Regions from separate parts of the Homo sapiens genome. Here region 2 is linked to region 1. The links are chromatin contacts, found by Hi-C or POLR2A ChIA-PET in ENCODE. All regions are on one chromosome and are shown on one strand. The core of a region is the stretch at or near the end of the contact, and the rest is flanking DNA. Distances in the headings are between cores, read along the strand shown. Region 1 holds the start of ARHGAP5-AS1 (ARHGAP5 antisense RNA 1 (head to head)). Region 2 holds the start of PSMA6 (proteasome 20S subunit alpha 6).

The links. A loop is a pair of places that touch in the nucleus more often than their neighbours do. ChIA-PET counts read pairs that join two places held with the same protein, here RNA polymerase II (POLR2A). Pooled maps may share reads with other maps.
Region 2: a map of naive thymus-derived CD4-positive, alpha-beta T cell shows a loop between it and region 1 (6-fold over the local background). The contact joins the promoter of PSMA6 here to the promoter of ARHGAP5-AS1 in region 1. A Hi-C loop is called at or near these places in 1 of 168 maps with a recorded cell type or tissue (naive thymus-derived CD4-positive, alpha-beta T cell) and 7 of 50 pooled maps. POLR2A ChIA-PET finds 5 or more read pairs at or near these places in 1 of 52 experiments (activated CD4-positive, alpha-beta T cell).

Annotation. Positions count from the first base shown.
Region 1 is chr14:32,073,457-32,081,330 of GRCh38, reverse strand. ARHGAP5-AS1 (ARHGAP5 antisense RNA 1 (head to head)) reads left to right here and starts at 4,632. Exons shown (of 1, transcript NR_027263.1): 1 at 4,632-5,912. It overlaps ARHGAP5 (Rho GTPase activating protein 5), which reads right to left and starts at 4,027. Exons shown (of 7, transcript NM_001030055.2): 1 at 3,896-4,027. RefSeq lists silencers at 3,674-3,968, 3,767-3,986, 4,347-4,606.
Region 2 is chr14:35,287,469-35,295,342 of GRCh38, reverse strand. It overlaps PSMA6 (proteasome 20S subunit alpha 6), which reads right to left and starts at 2,961. Exons shown (of 7, transcript NM_002791.3): 1 at 2,791-2,961. The coding sequence starts at 2,866. The region is part of intron 9 of PRORP-PSMA6 (PRORP-PSMA6 readthrough); the gene reads right to left. RefSeq lists enhancers at 865-1,044, 2,498-2,557, 2,638-2,757, 2,878-2,957, 2,674-3,260 and 1 more.

The DNA of each region.
Region 1 (7,874 bases), core at 3,383-5,882:
CCCTTCATTATCCCAATTGTATGCTACTTCCAAGTAATACTTTCCTTTAGCTAAATAACTTTCTACTAACTTTTAAATCAGTATGTAATCCAAGTAACACTTCCTTTAGCTAAATTCCTTTCTACTAACTTTTAAATCAGTATGTACTTCCCTAAATATACCTCAAATTCTTAAAGTGTCATGCTTGCTGTCTCTCCACAGAAGTTAAAAGATCTTTTAAGGGAGCAATATTTTATACTTTTTGTATCACTCAGTGCCTAGCTGCTCAATAAAATATTGGTCAGGGATAATAAAATAGGCTAAATCTAATCTAACACTAGAAAAATGAATATCCATTTTTACCATTAACTCTTCATGATGAAAAGCTTGAGACTCTAAGCAAGTAACATACTAGTCATTTTAACCACAAAATTACAAGGTTATGCTCTTTTTCCCAAGTAATAATTCTATGAAGTAAAACACAGATATGACCAAGCATCAACAATCTGTTTCATTTCCCTGCAAATCTAAAGTACTGTAGACAGCTTCCAAAACACAGTGGGGGGAAAAAAAAAATTATCCTTTTTGGTCTCTCTTACATCTAAACTCCTGCTTGCAATTAAAACTCAAAATGTTTCTTCTTCTATGAATGATTCCCAGAGGTCCTGAGGAAAACAGGCATTCTCTTTCCTGCACCTCTTAATACTTTTAACTATTTACTCCTTTATACAGCTTGAGCTATTATACCTATATCTAATTTATCTTGGTATTTCCAGGGCTAGGCACATAGTAAGTGCTAAATAAAAGTAATCTGAACTAATGAATAACGAATCAGAGACTTAAAAAAAATTAATGCAGATCAGTTTTGTTTTTTTTTAAGGGGAATTTTTTTTTTAACTTTGAAGTTCAGGAGTAGATGTGCAGGTTTGTTTTAAAGGTAAACTCATGTCAAGGGGGTTTGTTGTTACCCAGGTATTAAGCCTAGTACCCATTAGTTATTTTTCTTATATTTAAATAATAAATATTTTTCTTATATTTAATTAAGTTAAATATTCTTATATTTAAATACAATACACTTAATACATGAAAATAGAAGCTGTCCTGGTTTGGGAGGGTGGGTTGTCATAGGAAGTCTCAAGGCATCTAGGAAAAAAACCCACAGGAATCCAAGGAACAGAGTTTGAAAACCAATTAAAGTTCATACTTAAAATTCTTAGCATTGAAGCATTTTTCTTAATTTCTAATATGGTTTTTCCTATTTCAATAAAATAATCGACAAAAGCCTGCACTTAAAACAAGAGCCTGATTACTCAAATTACTGAATGATGAATCTACTGATGTTTCTTCACAGGTCTTTTAGAAATTAAATTCCCTTGGTGTACTTTAAATATATAATACAAGTATCTTTTAGGAACATAGACATCACTAAAACAACACTGTACAATGCTTCTTCAGCCAATTATATTACTACACACCTTCTTGGTATGCAAAGAAAAAACTGTGGACCATACAACCCAAATAAATAGTTCTTAAAATAGTATCTATGGAAACTACAGTTGCGACAAAACTTATTCTGTAGCTACCAAGAAAATCTCTATTATGCCATTTCATATTTAAGAAGTGACCACTAAAGGCCAACACTCATCTTACATCCTGCCAATGTTGGTAAAGTTTAGTAAAGTCTTTATGAGACCTAACTTTTTCTTCAATTAAAAAAAGTGAGTTAGAAAACTTATTATCGCTACTTCAAATCCAAAAAAGGAATGCAAATACAATATTCATTCCTTAAATAATCTTAACTTTCAAGGTCAAAATAACTCTCCAAAAAAATGACTGTGCTAATATGCTTTTCAAACACAAATAAGAAGGGGAGACGGTTTTCAAAACATTTAGGATAAGTATCTTGTGACAGAATTAAGGTAATAATTTTGCAACACATTTTAAAAATTGCTAAGGTCGTTTAAATGGGGAGGGACACTACAAAACTCATAAAGATAACAGAATTCTGCCGCAATTCTTACATCAAAGTGTAACCCACCTCACTCCCCAGTACTCTTAATAATTAATGTACAAAGAATGGCAAAATAAGACATGTTGATCTAGGTTTAAAAACACAGCCTACACAAGACAACCAAATCAATAGTTATTTAATCATCTGTACCGTCTGATTCTGCTTTAAGTCAATTAGATCAATAGTGCTATTTCTTGAAAGTTACAAGCATAGGTATGCGCAGCCTTTCACTCCAGTGCGTTTAGTCATAAATTGCTCCAGTGTCTTTGCAAGTTTTTGGTGACACATACTTACCGCTCTTTGTACTACAGATAAAGGTAATGGAGGTCAATTAGTATACAAAGGATAGATGAAAGCAAAAAATGAGAAAGGAATTTAAAATGAAAGCAAAATCTTACTCAAGAAACTATCTAGTAGGTTACCTAGACGGTTAGTAATACTTATCTACAAACACTGAATAAGAATACCGTTTTATCGTATTACAGTACAAATAAACTAGAATTGACAGCAAAAGGTTTCATTAACGTATTTTTAAACCAAACATTATTCCAAATGTCTAATCGCTGCATCTAGATGAAATTTTTGTTAGGAGAACCATTTTAAGTGGAAATGTAGAGCAAGCTCCCATGAAGTGAACGAGATCCTTCATGCGGATAAACACCACCTAACATTCTAACTGAATACTGGTTCTGGATTTAAGTGGAATTGACAAACTCGCCCCCCGCCCCTACCTGTAGAAAGCAACATAAGCAAGTACTAGTAAATACAGCGAAGCATTTTGCTGTTTTACACCTGAACATTTAAAAAAAAATTCAGTTTCCTGCCTATCACAAAGGAAAAAATAAATGATCGATAAGAATTTAAACTTAAAACGTAAGCACAAACCCATCTATATGCCTATCTTGCTCTATCTCAAAATATTTGAATTCCCATTTATTAAGCGATGGCCAAATCCGAATTTCTATCACATGGTAGAAGTATAAGCGTCTCCCCTACAACTTTTTCGGGATTTTACTAAACGGCCTAATAACAGTTTGCCCTTACTTCCGTGCACCTTTCAACCTCAGCTACACCCCGAGCCTCCAGCTCTCTTGCATTTCTAATAACGCTGAAGAGGGAGGGTGAGAGGGAGTATTTCTGTGTGGATAAGTGCGCGCGCGCTCCCGCGCGGCTCCCCACCCCCACCCCGATACTTTTCTTTAGTGGAAAGAGAGGAAGAATCTGGAGGTTATTCTAGCGAAAACTCAGTATCAAAGCCTCAACCCAGTCGCAGTCAGCCCATAGGACTCTGGGCTCTGGATGCGCAGTGCAACTTCTCATATCTTACTCCAAGCTTCAAAGCAGATGGAAAATTGGTGAAGAGAACCCAGGGAGGAGTCGAGGAGATGAGGGAAAGTGAAAGGGCCGATCCCCCCTACAAGGCGTTTAAGTTTGCAACCGAGACTGTGTTTCCGCGAATCTGCACCCGCCCCGTGTACCCTTTCCAGGTGGAACTCGTTAACAGCAGCAACCCGGCCAACGGACACCGCCACCTCCCCTCTCGACGGACCACCCGAGACTCGAGCAAGTGAGGCGGCGGGCGAGAGCGGACGCCTGGCGGGGCCGGCGATCCCCGGCCAGCATCAGGCCTCCGCCGACCCTGGCCCCGTCACCTGTGGAGAAAGCACCCCCTCCCCCGGCCTCTCTGCCCTTCACGCCGAACGTATCCCTAACGCTGCAGCTGCTGCCCGCCCGGCCTGCGAAAACCGAGCGCAGCGCCAGGCTCCCCTCGGCGGCCGCGGGGCCCCAGCCCCTTCAACTGGTTACAACCGGCAGCGGCGACCGAGCGGGGCAGCTAGCCGCAGGAGGGTCCCCGTCCGGGAGGGGGCAGGCAGGCTTGGAGGAGCGGGGTCCGCAAGGTCCTACCTAACAACGTCGGTCTCCTCCGTCTCCTCCTCAACGGCAGCGGCCCCGGCGGTGGCGGCGGCAGCGACATTCCTGGGGACCGCTCCCGCCGCCGCCGCCTCCTCCTCCACTCTCCGCTCGCCTCTCTTCCTCGGCGCGCTCACCGAGCGGCGCGTCCCTTCAGCCACCTCCCCCCGCCCTCCCCGACACACACGCCCCGAAACCCTGAGCCCCACGGCTCCCGCAGCCAGCTCACCCACCCTCCCTCCCTCCCTCCCCGCCACCAGCGGCGGCCCGTCCCTCCCCCCTTCCCCAGCGCCCGCCGCCGCGCCGGGCTCAGTAATGGCGGCCACTCGGGCTCCCTCGCGCTGACGGATTTCTCTCCCTCTCTCCCGAACTTTACCTCAGCATCTCTCCCGGCGCGCGCAGCCACACACCCGACCGGGGGCGGAGCGGCGGCGCGGCGGCGCAGCCTGGACGGGACGCGCGCGCGCGCGCGAACCCGCGCTGCCCTCCCCACAATCCCCCGTCCCCGCCCCTTCACCTCGCGACGCCTCCCGCGCCGCGCACCCGGCACGGCCCCGCCCCTGCCCTCGTCTCCCGGGAGCCTGGGAAGGCGCGAGCTATCCAGTCGGAGGGAGGGGGACGAGCGCGCGGGGCCGCGTCCTCGCTCGCGTCCCCGCTCCCTCCTCCCCTCTGCTTCTCCCTCCCCTCCACTCCCCCATTGGCTTCTACCCCTCCCCCTTCTTCCTCCGCCTCTCCCACCATTGGTTCCCTCCCCTACTCCATTCCTTCTCACCTTTTCCCTTTTACCCATTGGCGTGAGTATTTTTCCTCAGCTTCCCTCTTTCTCCGTATTCTGCTCCTCCTCAGTCCCATCCTCCACGCTTTGGAAGCTACTGCCTTACTGCCCGGAGCGCCGTCGTCCCCGAACCTCCCCTGCTTCTCCCTTTCCTTCTGTTCCGGTTTCTGGTCGTAACTCAAGAGCAAACCACCGTACTGCAAAGGAACCAGATATTGTGCTCGCGGTTCCAAACCGGGCATGGGCACCGAATGCTTCTCGATAAATCCCCTTATGGTCTCTGAGCATTAAAGAAAGCAAGGGAGGAAAACATGCGCCCAAGCTCGTTCGCAGGAACATGTTCGCGTGTCTGCGCCTGTGTGCGCAGCCAGTTTTCTGGCTGAGGATCGCTCGCCAACTACAGACATCACCCGCCCAGGACCCGGTGCCACACTCACCCAGAAGACGAAACTCCACAGGAGCGAGAAGAGGAGTCCATTTCTCCGTCGGCTCGGCACGGCACGGGGATGCAGGCCCCTGATTCAGTACGTTCTGTGAAAGTGGAGCGAGAAGCCAAGACGTGGATCGAGAAGCCCCGTGGGGCGGGTCTCAGGGTGGCCCAAAAGACCCCTGTTCACGCCACTACCAGCCTAACTTTAGGAACTGTCGTCCACCTGGCTTTTATTATACTGCCTTAAACATATTCACTTTTTTGAGACTCTAGAAATTTCACAAGTTTTGGGGTAGAGCACACTGGGCTTTGGGTGTGTTTCTCATGAGGGCACTGACGCTGAATGGTGCAGTGAGAAAGGACGGTAGAAACCACTGCCTTTGCTTTTACCATTGAAGAAACTGAGGTCCTGTGACTTTCCCGAGGTCATCGGAATCTGCCTTGCACAGGAGACTTAAAATAGTTGCCAGCAGATAAAAGAATGAGCAAAACCACATCTACTCCAATTTGTTAAGTCTGAAAGAAAGTAATTGAGGGGGGATTCCTCTTTGGGGAAATATTTATTTCCTGCATTGAAAATAGTTTAATGTTAGTAAACATATAAAAAGTATTTTAAATTCAAGTTATTCTTTATTTCTTATGTTACATAAGGTACTGAAGTTAGCCAAGGTTGCTTTTGTGTTATAATGATGCAGCTGCTGCCAACCAGAAGTACATTTACGGTCTGTCAGTAAAGAAAACAAAAACTGCCTGTTGGTAAAAATCTATTAGAAAATATTTGTCAGTAAATTTGTCACAATATTCCAGCAGAAGTTCTGTTCGTTTTTCCGTCTTCCTGCCCTTCATATTTCTCAAAGGTAGACTTAATAAAGGTAGAAGAGACATTTCTAATTTTTCTATATATCTCTTGCTCCCTAATTTCTAAAAGGCATAACTAAAATGCTTTATTCGAGCCACTCCCTTGCATCTGAACCCTACCTACCAAGTAGGTTAAGAGTAGGTTAGGTAAGGTCTGTAGCTACTTCTTTCTTTCAGTTACAAATTGTAGGTGGGAAAGAAGGATGCGGAAGGAAACTTGCAAGGAAAGCAAACAGAAAGAAAAAGAAGTAAAAAAGGAGAGAAGGGAATTTGGTGGGTGGTCCAACCATCAAAATGTGGTACTAATGCCATAGGTATCTACACCACTTATGTAAGTTGGAATGTTGATGCATTCCAACGCATGTTTTTATCTTTGTACTGAAAGCCCTTAAGAATACCCGAAGTAAACATATAAAAAGTATTTTAAGTTCAAGTTATTCTTTATTTCTTATGTTACGTAAGGTACTGAAGTTAGCCAAGGTTGCTTTTTAGTGTTATAATGATGCAGTTCAAAGTCATAACCTGAATAAGATGTTAAGTACTATAGAGTGTACACCCTAAAGATACCTTAAAAATTATGTCCTAAATAATCAGAAATTTTAATAATCATGGACATGTATCAACATAAACCAAAGCCAAATAAATCAGGGCTTCTAAAGAAAACGTTAAAAAGGTGTAATGTTCAGTTATAGGACATGATACTGGAGGCAGGGAAGACTTGAAATCTCATTTATTTTCTTATAATGAAGACACCAGAAGACGTTAAAAAAAAAAAAAAGATCACGATTTCCAAACAATGATTTTCATAGTCGACATTATTTTCAGTTCTTTATCTTGATTTAGGGAGCCTGGAAATTTAGGACTTCGTTTCTTATTAATACTAATAGTCTAAAGGTGTTTACCAGTACAAATAAGTTATTGTATGTAATTTGCTCTTCTCAAAAAATAGAGTTTTCTGTATCAATAAAAATCTGAAATGGGGGCCACAATTCTGTGGCTAATAATGCCTATATATCCATAAATAAAAGGCATCAAAGAGCAGGAGGAAAAATATGTAAGATGGCATCTTTAAAAATTGATCAGGAGCCAAGACTTCAGAGAAAAAGCTTTAAAACACCCACCCTCCCTACTCAAAAGGATAATTTTTAAGAAAATAGGTAACTTATTTACACACACACACATGCGCGCGCACAAATATCGGACAGAAATGGAAATGGAATAAATATTAACAAGCCCTCTCAAATCAACTACTCTTCTTATCTAGAATAAAAAAGTTAAGCCTCTCTTCTGCTGTACTGGATAATTAAAATAACTGGACTCTTTGTTCCTCGTTTACTTTGAAAAAATTAGAATAAGATTTGTCAGGCATTTTCGGTTTTTAATTTAAATTTTCTTCATAAATCTCTAGTTCTTCATCACATCCTAATAAAGTATTAATATGCATGGTCTTTTTGAGATCAAAAGACATGACAGTCATAAAAAAAGTTATCATAATTCCAGCTTCTACCATTAGTGGTAATACTGCAATATTCAAATGTTTCATATGTTGTGGCTTCAAAAGAACTTACCCTATAGAGGCAGCTACACCCCCTGCTGGAAATCTTTGATCATAACAACTTTGGCTTCTGTAGTCTCAATCAGGAACATATGAAAAGCCAAATAAAGGGCCTTACCACTCATGACAGAATTGACCAATACTTTAGCCTGTCTGATACAAGACAGGCTTTTGGAGAACAACCTATGTCAGAATATCACCTTGATTACAGACAAAATACACAAAGAGGATGGAGAATAATGATGTAAATAGCTAAATAGCCAAAACACTTGTAAGATATTTGCTTAATTTCCAACTGTATTTCCACTCTTTACCTTATCCCCATCTCCTGCCTAGACTTCTCTTTTTCTCTCTA
Region 2 (7,874 bases), core at 1,712-4,211, 3.2 Mb before region 1:
TTTTTTAGATGGAGTCTAGCTCTGTCACCCAGTCTGGAGGTGCAATGGCACGGTCTTGGCTCACTGCAACCTCTGCCTCCTAGGTTCAAGCGATTCTTGTGCCTCAGCTTCCTGAGGAGGTAGGACTACAGGCACGCCAGCACAAGCAGCTAGTTTTTTGTATTTTTAGTAGAGACAGAGTTTCACCATGTTGGTCAGGCTGGTCTTCAACTCCTGACCTCAGGTAATCTGCCCACCTCGCCCTCCCAAAGTGCTGGGATTACAGGTGTGAGGCACTGCACCTGGCCAAGCATTATAACTTTAAATGTCTACCTCTATTTTTTGATATATCAACTTTAGACGACATTTATCTTTTGAGTCCCAAGTATGGAAGATAAAGAGCATAGTTACCTTCCATTAATCTCCCCTCATCATCATCCCATTTTTAAAATATTATTTTCCTACTGTCAATGTTAACAACTTGCATCCTATAATCCTTCCATGCTTTGTCTTTGGAGGATTCTAAAGTTTACAAACAGACAGTATTTAGAATATTATGATTATGTATATATTTTACTGGAGAACTAAGCATGGAAGGACCCATAAAAAGGGAAATATTCCATACAGAGCTACTAATCTAATAGACCAAAAAAAAAAGGGGGGGCCAAAGAATCAAACAAGCATCTAATAACATTCACTGAGCATTTACTATGTGGCAGGCACACGTTAAGCACTCTACATACATTGCCTTATTTAATTCTCAAAACCACCATTTAAGGAAGAATTATTATGAGCCCAACTTTGGAAAGAGAAACTAAGGCTAAGGTTACATACCTGGCAAGTGCCCAGATCAGGTAGTATGGAGCAGGGCAGAGATTTGAATCCATGTATGACTCCAGGGCCTGAACTCTTCACTATACTGCTTGCTCATACTACTCTTTCACTTTCATTTTCCTAACAATGTCTAATTAATGCCCTGAATAGCAGAGGGAGTGTGTTATTCACAGAGATTAAAATCATTCTGTCTAGGCTGGTGCTAGGCCCGGTGCTCACGCCTGTAATCCCAGCACTTTGGGAGGCCGAGGTGGGTGGATCACCTGAGGTTGGGAGTTCGAGATCAACATGGAGAAACCTCGTCTCTACTAAAAATACAAAATTAGCCAGGCGTGGTGGCGCATGCCTGTAATCCCAGTACTTGGGAGGCTGAGGCAGAATTGCTTGAACCCGGGAGGCGGAGATTGCGGGGAGCCGAGATCGCGCCATTGCACTCCAGCCTAGGCAACAAGAGTGAAGCTCTGTCTCAAAAAAATAAAAATAAATAAAAAATCATTCTGTCTAGATAATGAACTTGTTTTCAGATAGATGTTCTCTTCCAAATCTTTTAAAACCATCACAATGACACTGTGTTCAGCCTTTCCACTCACCAAATCTGGGAAGCATTAACGATTATGCTTTATGGCTGGACTTCACAATACAGTATATAGAAACAAAGTAAAGGTCTCAGAGTGACTTTTCCTGTTCACATATTAAAAATCACGAATGGAACGCTGAAAGCAGTAGTCTAATATACGAAAATTATTTAAAACTCAGGAATTTAATACAATAAATGAAAATTCTTTGAGGATACAGTTATCTCTTTGTTCTATCTTTAATCATGTTTTTCAATTGGGGATAAATTAAAAGGGCTACTGAATTATCCAACAAGATGTTTCTTGCTACATTATATACACTATGCAGTAATACACTGAGCAGTTTCATTCCAAGTTATCTTTAACTCTATTTCTAAAATTTACAGGTGAAGAGAACCTCATTTACAGACCAACTCTCTCCTTATGATTCCAAGCACAGATGATTATATTACTGTGCAAGACACGGAGCCACTAAACTCATTCAAAAATAAAACCATCACGGACCAGATGTAAATCAAGCCCTCCTGACACTAAATTCTCTATGGTAAGAGATCAAGGGTCTGGCTTATAATCATAACCTAAACCTTGACACCGTTTCAGCGCAATACATTACTATTCCGAGTAACTGATAGTTTCTTTCCACTACAGGTGTTCTTCAGTAAACTAGTACACAGTACCTCATCTACAACTCAGAATCGGCATTTAAATTACAGGAGCATTCAAACAGATGTGGGTAAAAAGGGGATGCCAATCTCAAGAGCAGCTCTAGAATTGAGTCACTCATTCTATCAGATTCCCAAAGATGTCTTGAACTCTGTAGATATTTGTAAATTGGCACTTTTAATTTTTTTTATCCGTTTGTTTAACGTATCTGTCACTCTAAGCTGTGAGCTTCAGTATAGAAGAGGGTGTAACATTCACATTTGTATCTCCTAGGACTAGCAGTGTCTGGTATATAGCAGGCTTCGAGTGCCTGTGTGGAATTAACCACAGAAGTCCATGCTGCAAACAAAGGAAAACGGAGAGGAGGCATTTTAGTTGAGACGTTAAGGAATCAATTACCCTTTAGAAACAGACCTTGTGCCTGGCCAGGACAGAATACAATAACTGAAGGGGCCTCACGAAGCCGGAGTCAGGCATTACAGCCCTATCTTCCTTAACTCTCCATTGGGTCTACGCAGTGTGGCCGCTCGCCCTGCAGAGACAGGCCTTCAGGCCCCCGATCCCTGCGTCCAGACGGGGGTGCAAACACCACAGAGCTCAATCCAGCTTCAGCCGTTCTCCCTTCCCAGCTCCAGCCCAGCTTCGGCCCCAGACTAAACCCGGGCCGCGTCTGCTCGCTCCAGGCACGTACCATGACAGGGCAATTCAGGTGGCCCACAGGCGAACCTGGTTCACTCACCTACTTGGTAGAGCCGACCCTCGGGTGAAAAAATGGTAATGTGGCGGTCAAAACCGGCGCTGGAACCACGGGACATGTTGGTAGAAGCACTACTTTAAACACAATCCCTGGGCCCCGTAGCTCCCGCACCAGGCACACAAGCACCTCCCGGAAGTTGCAGCGACTGCTTCCGGGGTACCAGCCGCGTTTCTTCCGCTCTTGCATGCCGAACTCACGGCTCTGGAGCCAGTTCGAGCACTGAGCTCTGAGGCCCCGCCCCCTAAGGGGGTGGTGGAGTGAGGGCGGGAGGCCTTTGAAGGTATGCGCCTGCGCCAAGCAGGCCTCTTGAGTGGATAGACGTGAAACTTGGGTCGTGGCGCTTTCAGGCTTTCATCTGGAGAATGAATTGACTATAGCAAGGACGAAAAGGCTTCCTGGGGGCCCAGAATAGCGATTTGCCTATCAGTGTGACCTAAATAGAACGTGTAATTAACAAGTCTCTTACATGCATCCTGTGTCTGGTCAGACTGCTGGCTTGCCTTCTTCCTAACCTCTTTTATCCTCCACTTTCATTCCTATTACGGGGGAAACAGGTTGCAGCTGCAGCTGCAGCCGTTAAATTTAGGCACTGAAGGAAGCGGGTTCAAGCAGCCGCTGGAAAGAACATTATTTTCTGACAGCCAGGCAAGATCTTCTTTTGGCCAGCAGCCCCGACAATTTTTAGTCTTTTTTTTTTTTTTTTTTTTTTTTGAGACAGAGTTTCGCCCTTGTTGCCCAGGCTGGAGTGCAATGGCGCGATCTCGGCTGACTGCAACCTCCCCCTCCTGAGTTCAAGCGATTCTCCTGCCTCATCCTCCCGAGTAGCTGGGATTATAGGCGTGTGCCACCAGGACCGGCTAATTTTGTATTTTTAGTAGAGGCGGGGTTTCGCCATGTTGGTCAGGCAGCTCTCGAACTCCTGAGCCCAAGTGATCCACCTTCCTCGGCCTCCCAGAGTGCTGGGATTACAGGCTTGAGCCACAGTGCCCAGGCAATTTTTAGTCTTGAAAGCGGAGGCCGGGCGCGGTGGCTCACGCCTGTAATCCCAGCACTTTGGGAGACCAAGGCGGGCGGATCACGAGGTCAGGAGATTGAGACCATCCTGGCTAACACGGTGAAACCCCGTCTCTACTAAAAAATACAAAAAAAATTAGCCAGGCGTGGTGGCGGGCGCCTGTAGTCCCATATACTTGGGAGGCTGAGGCAGGAGAACGGCGTGAACCGGAGAGGCGGAGCTTGCAGTGAGCCGAGATCATGCCACTGCACTCCAGCCTGGGCGACAGAGCGAGACTCCGTCTCAAAAAAAAAAAAAAAGAAAGAAAGCCTAACTCCAGCCTGGCCAACATAGGAAGGCCCCGTCTCTACAAAAAATAAAATTAGCTGTGCGTGGTGGCGCGCGCCAGTAGTCCCAGCTACTCGGGGGGCTAAGGTGGGAGGATGGCTTGAGCCCAGGAGATCCAGGTTGCAGTGAGCTATGATCACGCCACTGCACTCCAGCCTGGGCGACAGAGGAAGATCTATCTAAATAAAAAAAAAAAAATGTGGAACTGAGGTTGAAATACGAGTAATGGGGAATGAGGTTAAGCACCCTTGATTAATAATGAACTAGAGCTGAGGGGATGGGGCTTAGAGCAGCTAGTGTTGCATGGATTAATGAGAGTAATTCCAAGCTGGCGAGGTAGCTCCGGGAGAAGAGCAGGTGGCTTTTCAAATCGCAAATTTGTGCCTATTTTGACTTTCCCCAAGGCACACTCCCATTTAATGAATACAAAATGCAAAACATAATGTTAGGATAGTTGTTTTTCTCCCCAGATAAAGATGGTTTGTGTACAAGGAAGGCAAGATACACTAATGTTTGTGGCACTGTAATGCCTGCTGTAATACTGAAGTAGGGATTCTTACTCCTTTAATGTATTTCCTAAACTAACTTTCTATTTTAAAGAAAAAATGTTCTAAGACCTTCATAAGGGAATTCCAATTTCTCAAGTGTTTTTAAAAATTAATTTCTATTTTATTAATCTAAAAAATCCCAAACTGAAACATGGTTAAGAAAACGGTAAATGCATACAGCATCTCTGGCACAAAGGGTACTTTCCAGCACTGGCTAGTTCCCAAGTGGACTGATAAAAGTTTTCCCTTGCTTCTGGTTCAGGTCCCTACTCTCAGGACCAACTCCTCTTGACCTTTTGAAGACTTTTGTCTTCTCAGACTCTGAAAGAGCCTGGTATACTGTAATTCCTACTGTTTGCCTGCATAGTCAGAGTTCTCGGTAAGGCTGCTAGGAGGATGAACTTAGTCTCACAGCCTCAACAGCTGGCTCTATACTGATGTCTCCTGAATTTAGGTCTCTAGCTGGACCCTTCTCTGGAACTGGATCTTCTCTAATTGCCAATGGGATATTTTTCACATTGAGACATATGGCACCTCAAAACCCCACGTTTGAAAGAGAACTCCTTATCTCATCTATTCCCTCTCAAGCGAATTCCTGCCCCTTGTACCACATTTTCCAAGTCTTCAGAGCCAAAACTTTGTAGCAGTCTTAATTTCTTAATACTTCTCCCCCTCTGCCTTCATTTGTTCCTGCTCTGCTATTCTGCCTTTTTTTTTTTTTTTTTTTTTGAAATGCGGTATTGCTCTGTCACCCAGACTGGAGTGCAGTGGCATGATCACTGCAGCCTTGAACTCCTGCGCTCAAGTGATCCTCTGGCCTCAGCCTCCCAAGGAGCTGGGACTGCAGCTGCACACCAACAGTCCTGGCTAGTTTAAAAAAAATTTTTTTTAGAGACTAGGTTTCACTGTATTGCCCAGGCCAGCCTCAAACTCCTGGCCTCAAGGGATCCTTTGGCCTTAGCCTCCTGAGTATCTTTTTTCTTTCTGTTATATAATTCATAAATTTAGGCTGGGCGTGGTGCAACACCTGTAATCCCAGCACTTTGGGAGGCTGAGGTGGGTGGATCATTTGAGGTCAGGAGTTAAAGACCACCCTGGCGAACATGGTGAAACCTCATCTCTATTAAAATACAACAACAACAAAAAAAGCCATGCAGTAATGGTGTGCACCTGTAATCCCAGCTACTCGGGAGAGGTTGAGGCAGGAGAATCGCTTGAGCCTGGGAGGTGGGGGTTGCAGTGAGCTGAGATCATGCCACTGCACTCCAGTCTGGGCAACAGAGTGAGACCTTGTCTCAAAAAAAAAAAAATCATAAATTTGTTCACTGTTTATTGTCCCTCATGCCCACCCACAATTTAACCTCTGTGATGGCAAGGATTTTTGTTTTGTTCACTGATACAGCTCAGACAACTTGAACAATAACCAGCATATATTAAGTGCTCAATAAATATTAGTTGAATGAATGAATCCCTAATGGTGTGGGAGTTAGTTCATCCTTTTTTATTTAAACCTGAATTTAAATTCATTTGTGACAGTTACTAGTTGGTATCAAACTCCTAGGCTCAAGCCAGGAGTGTCCAATCTTTTGGCTTCCCTGGCCACATTGGAAGAAGAATTGTCTTGAGCCACACATAAACTACACTAACACTAATGATAAGTGATGGGCTAAAAAAAAAATTGCAAAAAAATCTCATAATGTTTTAAGAATGTTTACAAATTTGTGTTGGGCCACACTGAAAGCCATCCTGGGCCACATGCAGCCTGCAGGTCATGGGTTGGACAAGCTTGGCTTAAGCAGTCCTCCTGCCTTGCCCTCCCAAAGTGCTGAGATTACAGGTGTGAGCCAGCATGCCTGGCCTGTGATGGGATATTTCAAATCACACATATTACGCACCCTGCAGTCTATGAGAATTATTTCACACATTCAAACAAATCTTCATCCCCTCTTGTGGTATGGTATTTAAGCTGGGCATAGGATTTTGGATGGTGTATATATTTTAATACTCTAAAGGATACTTCCTGGAAGGAATCAACCTCATTTTCAACACAAACATAAATTGAAAGCTAGGATTAAAAATCAGGCTCCTTGAGGGTGGTGGCCACATCTGTTTTTGTTGTTGTTGTTGTTGTTTTTGGCTTATTTTTTGAGATGGAGCCTCGCTCTGTCGCCTAGGCTGGAGTGCAGTGGCACGATCTCGGCTCATTGCAACTTCCGTCTCCTGGGTTCAAGTGATTCTTGTGCCTCAGCCTCCCAAGGAGCTGGAATTACAGGTGTGCACTACCACGCCTGGCTAATTTTTGCATTTTTAGTAGAGACAGGGTTTTGCCATGTTGGCCAGTTTGGTCTCAAACTCCTGGCCTCAAGTGATCCGCCTACCTCGGCCTCCCAAAATGCTGGGATTACAGGCGTGAGCCACCATGCCCAACTAGCCACATCTGTTTTGTTCACCAGTGTATCCTCAATACCAAACAGTGCCTAGCCTGAGGTAAGCACTCCAATCATTTGTTGAATATGCATTCTCACTGTTTAGGTTTTCTATTATGTTAATTGTTTTTCTTTATTCAAAAAGATTTGTCAGTAAATGAGAGATCCAAATTTCAAAACCCTAAAAGGTCAGAGATTTTATATTAGAATTTGAGATTTTTCCACATAGCTAAATGAATTCCTCTGGGAAATCTTTCAGAAAGACAAAACGTTTGCCAATTCCATTCAAAGGGAAATCCCCTGGAAGCCGACTTCGTGAATATGTGCCAACGGGCTCCGGGCAGCAGCTAAACTACTCACTCAGGTGGACTTTCCCCTGGGTCAGGGAGCTTTCAGAAATGTCTGGGTACCAATACTGCAGCTCTAACACAAGCCTGGGTGGCAGACTTGCTGTGTCTGTGTGGAAAGTTTGATCTTCCTCTCTGTGGGGCCATCAAGTTAGACTTTTTGAAATGACTTTCTGGTTTTTTGAAAAAATTTAGAGATGACTTGACATCTCGTGAGTCTTGGAAAATCTCCTGGGGGCCTCCGTTTGGCAAGGCCCACATTCTCCCCTGGGGGTGGAGGTAGGTGGAAGGTAAGGGTTACCCACAAGGCAAAGGTAGAAAGTGGCAGTGTAGATTCCCAGAGACTGCAGACATGCTGAATCACATGGTGTTTAAAGGCAAGATAAGAATGTAGCCCTTAGCT